Regions from separate parts of the Homo sapiens genome. Here region 1 is linked to region 2. A link is a contact called in ENCODE Hi-C data. All regions are on one chromosome and are shown on one strand. Each heading gives the region's core, a stretch centred on a gene start or an enhancer-like site at or near the end of the contact. The rest is flanking DNA. Distances are from core to core; before and after follow the strand shown. Region 1 holds the start of GYPA (glycophorin A (MNS blood group)). Region 2 holds the start of SMARCA5-AS1 (SMARCA5 antisense RNA 1).

Region 1 (2,700 bases), core at 13-2,512, 630 kb after region 2:
TACTTTGTTTCAGGCATCAGTAAGTGTATTCCATTAAATATTTTGTTTAATCTTTATGCAATTATTATGAGGTAAGTACCAACACTGCCTGCATTTTAAAGACGAGGACACATAAAAATGTGGGCACATAATTTGCCTTAATGTTCCCCAGCCTTGAGAAGTAAAAGTAGATTTGAACCCAGTTCTGTCTGTTCCTCATGCCTGTGCTCTTAACTATTGCACTATTTTATCCTCCCCTAGGGTATCTTAGAAAATGCTGATCTCTCCTCCCTGTGTGCTACAGAGTGCTCAGTAGCTCCTTGATACTTGCTCTCACTTGGGATACAGCAATGTCTAATAGACTCAGAATGTTTCAAGCAACTGCCTGCCCGCTGTGTGCTGGGCACTAGTATTGCTAACACATAAGCACTGCACTTGAGAGGATGTTTAACTATAATATTCTCAGAAAGAGGCCAAAATCATGTTAATTTAAGACACTAAATTAATAATTAAATTTAAACTAAGTTAAATTCAAATTATTGAATTAATACAATTTAATAATAACCCTATGATATTTCTTTATTTTAATGGATTTAAATTTCTCCTAAAATTCACAGGATACCTAAGCCAGTAAGAGTTGTTTTTGTTTTTTTTCTTCCTATGTGACACTTTAGTAATGGACCCACAGAGAAGCGAACAACTCCCCACGGTTTCAGTGTTCATGCTTTTGGCTTCTCGCCATTTGGCAGAAATAGGAAATTATACCTTTTGAAAACTAAAAGCCATATAGCTACCAACATCTTCGTTAATAACTCTTTAGTTTGGAAATGAATCTCCTTATAACTCAAACAAAGCAATACATTTATTCACAGAGAGGTATTTCTCATAGCATTTGATAAAATTATTTTAATTCTAGCTAGACTTAGAATTGAAGTAAGCTTCTCATACTAGAAAACTGGATTTGGCCATAAATACTGGGCTCCCTTGTGCCATTTCCCCCACATTGGTAGCTGAGTTCCAGTAAAATCCATCCACCAGACTGGAAGAGGAAATACTACTCATTTATTGATTTAAATAAGATAGAACTAAAATAGGGTAGTTCATATTTTATTCTATGATCTCATACCCAATATAACAGAACCAAGATGAAATAAAATCACTTACCTGACAATAGTAATACAAAGATTATTTTTCCATACATCCTGAGATCATGAGCTGGTTCCTGAAGTTAGTGCAAAAAAACTACCAAAGACAACTGCAAGTGTCAGTGTCTGACCTTAGCCTGCTAGCTGTTATCTTCCAGGCCCACCTTCCTGCGGCCATCATCAGCTGATAGGCAGGGGAGGCATTTTAAATGATGCAAGTTGTTAAGCGCCTGTTAATAAAGATACATGGATATCTTGGGGCTATGAAAGTGGTAAGTAAAATTTTCACTGCAAGGAACAGGTTGCTACTTGTGATATTAACTTTGCATCAGTTAAGTGGGCATGGTAAGGTGGTAGACAGGAGCCACCCAACTGGACAAAGAACTGGACTGTGAATCTCTGAGGCCAGGGCACGTGCCAGGCTGAGGTAGCTGTTGTGGAGCCATGGACCTTCTCATTTCTAATGTCAAGACCCAGTGGTCCAAATGAAAGTGACTTCCTATATGTGAAATGAATGTATTTGAGAAATTTAAATCATTTGAGTGTTCTGAGGTTCTGAAAGACTCCCAAACTCATGGTGAGCCACACAGCAATGTAAGAGACATGAGATGCAACAGATCTTTCAGTGAAAAGAGAGTTTGAACTGAAGAGCTAGTACTGCGCAGCTATGAAACCAGTGAGCTGTTTCTGTCTGAAATATACCTTGCTAAGTAAGCATAAATGAATACCAAGACAATAAATGCAAACAGTCAGAAACAAAACCCAACAAACCAAAAACCTTATGAGTAAAGTAGGTTAAAATGAAAGGTATGAAAATGCGAGGAAGCTCAATTTTAAAGGCAGACAGAACAAAAAATATAAATTAGGTCTGAAATGGTTCAACAGAAGGTGACTGGATACTCCATCTAAATCATCTTACTTCCTGTAAGATTTTTGTGAAAGTCTTTCCTGCCTGACCCAGAAAATCAATTTGCTATGTGAGCAATTTGCCACATATAACATACATACATATTTACCCAAAGTGTGGTTTAAAAAAATCATTTATGAAGCTAATGTTTGCAGCTTCAGGAAACTGGGCGACAGAGAAAAAAAATTATTTACTGGAGAAAGATGGAGATAAGTATCAGCAGAGCATCCCAGAGAGGGAGGAGCCTGAGAATGAGGGACTAGTGGATGGAGGCAGCGGAGATGCAGACTTGGGGAGGATGGAAGAATGAATGACACAGAGGGGGTAATCTGAGCAGCAGGACAAGAATCCAGAATGCCTCTTAAGGCCCTGCCAATTCATGTAAAACAACTGCAGCAAATTTTATTAAAAAGTTAAAATTAAACAATACATAATAAATTAATACCTTCTATAAATTCAGTGTTTGTTATGGCTGGATATCAGGTTGAGTTGCAGGAATTGTGCTCAAGAGTCAGCCAAGTAAAGGAAATGTTGTTGATATTCATATAAGCAGTAAGAATTATTTCACACAATTTTATATTGACAAAGGGAGAGCGATTAGCATGAGTCTTAAAAATGCTATTTCTGAAAATGGGTAAATAAATGTCACTATTCTTACGATGGACTATT
Region 2 (2,700 bases), core at 115-2,614:
AAAGTCGGTGGCGTAGGTCGTCGTCCTGGATGCTGGCGAGATAGATGTTATCTTCCAGAGGAAGAGGAGGAGGCGGCGAAGCGTTTTCCCAGCCTCAGTCTCTCTTTCGTTTTCCTTTTCCCTTCCCCCAACCCTCCGCCCTTCTCTAAATCAGCCGGCCTTCCTTGACCTCAGTGACCCGTCTGGCCCCGCCCACCCTCGTCGACGTGATTCCCGCCGTGAGGTAAGCGCCGGTGGAACCTAGAGCCCCGCGGAAGAGCAGAACGTTTGGGAGTGTGCAGCTCCTGGGCCCGGCTCAGGCCCGTCGCGGAGGCGCGGCGCAGGGGAGCGCTCGGGTGGGAGTCTCGCTCCTCCACCAGTTTATTGCGACGTAGCATCCAGGCCTAGGCCTCCCCGTCCATCCCCGCCGGACTCGGGCCTCTGGCAGCAGCGGGTGACGCAGACGGAACATCATGTCGTCCGCGGCCGAGCCTCCGCCACCCCCGCCTCCCGAGAGCGCGCCTTCCAAGCCCGCAGCCTCGATCGCCAGCGGCGGGAGCAACAGCAGCAACAAAGGCGGCCCCGAAGGCGTCGCGGCGCAGGCGGTTGCGTCTGCGGCCAGCGCTGGTCCCGCAGACGCCGAGATGGAGGTGAGGGCGACTTGCGGCATGGGGAGCGGGTGCAGCGGGGAGGAGGAGCTGGCTCCCTCGCCGGATCGTGGCGATCGGACGCAGAGCCGGGTTTCTCTCTCTGCACCAGACTCAGCTTCACACCCTGTGGATACGAAATGATGCTCTCACTCTTGCTCCCTTGTTCTTACCCTATTCGAGCTAAGCAAAATGGATTTCTGGCTCCTCACATTTAAATTATTTGTCTCTTTCGTGAATCCTGACAAATATTTGAACGCTCTCAGTGAACAGATGTTCTTGGTTACCGTGGCCCGGGGGACCCATCGTTTTTTTCCCACTAGACTCCCATAATTCCCTCTCCTACCTCTGAATGTGGTTTTTAGTTTCCACCAAACTTCGGGGAAGGGCGAGGAGATGACCCCTTAGGAGCGGGATGCACGGGCGGGGTGAAGGAGGCATTTAAAAGCAGCGCGTCCGAGGACTTGGGCCTCCTTTTCTTCTTCCCGGTCCTTGCAGGGGCGGTATCTGTTGTGGGCAGAAACAATGGCGAGAGCTGGATGGCCGAGTGCGCAGTGGGGATAAGCGGGGCGCAGCTGCTTCTGTGAAGGGAGAGAAGGCCCCTCCCAGGCACTATTCCACTGGAAGGGAAGCAACCAAGGCAGCAGCAGCTGTCTCGGATCCCCCGTCTAATTTAGGGGGGATGAATAAGTGTAGGAATGAATTAGAGAACCAGGCGCAGTTGGTTGGCTCTCAGTCCGGCACTTTTCTCTTTTTGGCCTCTGGCCTTAAGAAAAAAAAAAATTAGTACCACTCGCTGCCGAGACTTATGGGTTTGGGTTGGGCAGGGGATGCTGACAGTACTGAGGGGGCTGGAAAGATGGGGGAAGCTGCCAGGCGGGTAAATTGGATATGCTTCCAGGCTTTGCATCTGGGAACAAAGTAATTGCTCCTTCCAATTTTTATTTTCTTGGCCTTCGACCTGTTTTGAGATATTTTGTGAGTCGGAGCCCAAAGATTTCTGGGATTTTCCTATCCTTAGACAGAATGAAAGTAATACTGCTCCGAAGATGAGTCTTGATGCAGAATCATTATACAGTAAGAAAATGGTAGCGTAATTTACCATTGAGGCTTTTGGCACAGTAGTTATATTTGGGTAGCTGGGGTTAAGTAACATTAATGTTAGTAATCATTTAAAGAACTTTTAGTGGTGAGGGTAGGTTTAGTGACATAGGAACTCCTGATAGTTCCTGTAGTTTTGAGTGATTAAGATAAGATTACTTCCAAATTAAAATATATTCAGTGTTGCTTTTTTTTCCTTAAGGAAATGGTTCTTTTGGGTTACTAGGGCTCTTTAACTTGGATTTCTGTTCCAAGGCTTAAGGGGTTTGACACAAAGCAATTATGTGTAAATGTGCAGTTCTCTACAAAAATTGTTTATAGTTTTTCCTCAGCTTCTCAAAGGGGTCTGCCATCCAAACTTTGGAAAAATGAATGTTTCACCAGAGGTCTTATTAATATCTGAATGCAGAGTAATTTTAAGCCTAAAGCAAGTCAACATTTTTGACTTGAAGTTGCTATTTTAAATGAAAATTGATTTTAAGTTCAAACGTGAGTATAGATGTTATCACTACCGTATTAAATTAGTGATATTTTCATTTGCCAGATGGGGAAATTGAGTTCTACTAGGTAGAACCTGTAATAAAACTCGGATCTGCCTTTAAAAGTGAGCCGTTTCCCACCCATCTTGCTCTGCCATGTTCTTACCAAAAAAAACATATTTGGCGGTTCAATTTATTGAATAACATTGTTATTTTTACCTTCCTAGTATAGAAATATTAGGAATTTTATTTTTTTATCCATCTTATCACTGACACATTTTTTTTTTGGTTGACATTATAGTGTGATTTTTTTTTTTGTCTTTTAAAATGTCAGTTTCCTGTTTAACAAAATTCAGAATTACTGCAATTCATGATATAAACTAAGTTTGAGCACACATGCTTAATATATATGTCACAACTTAATCTGTTTTGCACTTGGAAAATGAATATTTTATAAATGACTTTTTCTTGTTTGGAAGTATGATCTAAGGTGT

The links. A loop is a pair of places that touch in the nucleus more often than their neighbours do. Pooled maps may share reads with other maps.
Region 1: a loop to region 2 is called in a map of K562, with 3 times the contacts of the local background. The contact joins the promoter of GYPA here to the promoter of SMARCA5-AS1 in region 2. A Hi-C loop is called at or near these places in 1 of 168 maps with a recorded cell type or tissue (K562) and 1 of 50 pooled maps.

Annotation. Positions count from the first base shown.
Region 1 is chr4:144,139,456-144,142,155 of GRCh38, forward strand. GYPA (glycophorin A (MNS blood group)) reads right to left here and starts at 1,263. Exons shown (of 7, transcript NM_002099.8): 1 at 1,144-1,263. The coding sequence starts at 1,180. The region is part of intron 8 of LOC105377460 (a long non-coding RNA gene); the gene reads left to right.
Region 2 is chr4:143,513,473-143,516,172 of GRCh38, forward strand. SMARCA5-AS1 (SMARCA5 antisense RNA 1) reads right to left here and starts at 1,365. Exons shown (of 2, transcript NR_104027.1): 1 at 973-1,365; 2 at 1-753. SMARCA5 (SNF2 related chromatin remodeling ATPase 5) reads left to right here and starts at 230. Exons shown (of 24, transcript NM_003601.4): 1 at 230-629. The coding sequence starts at 453. RefSeq lists enhancers at 1-320, 611-670, 731-850.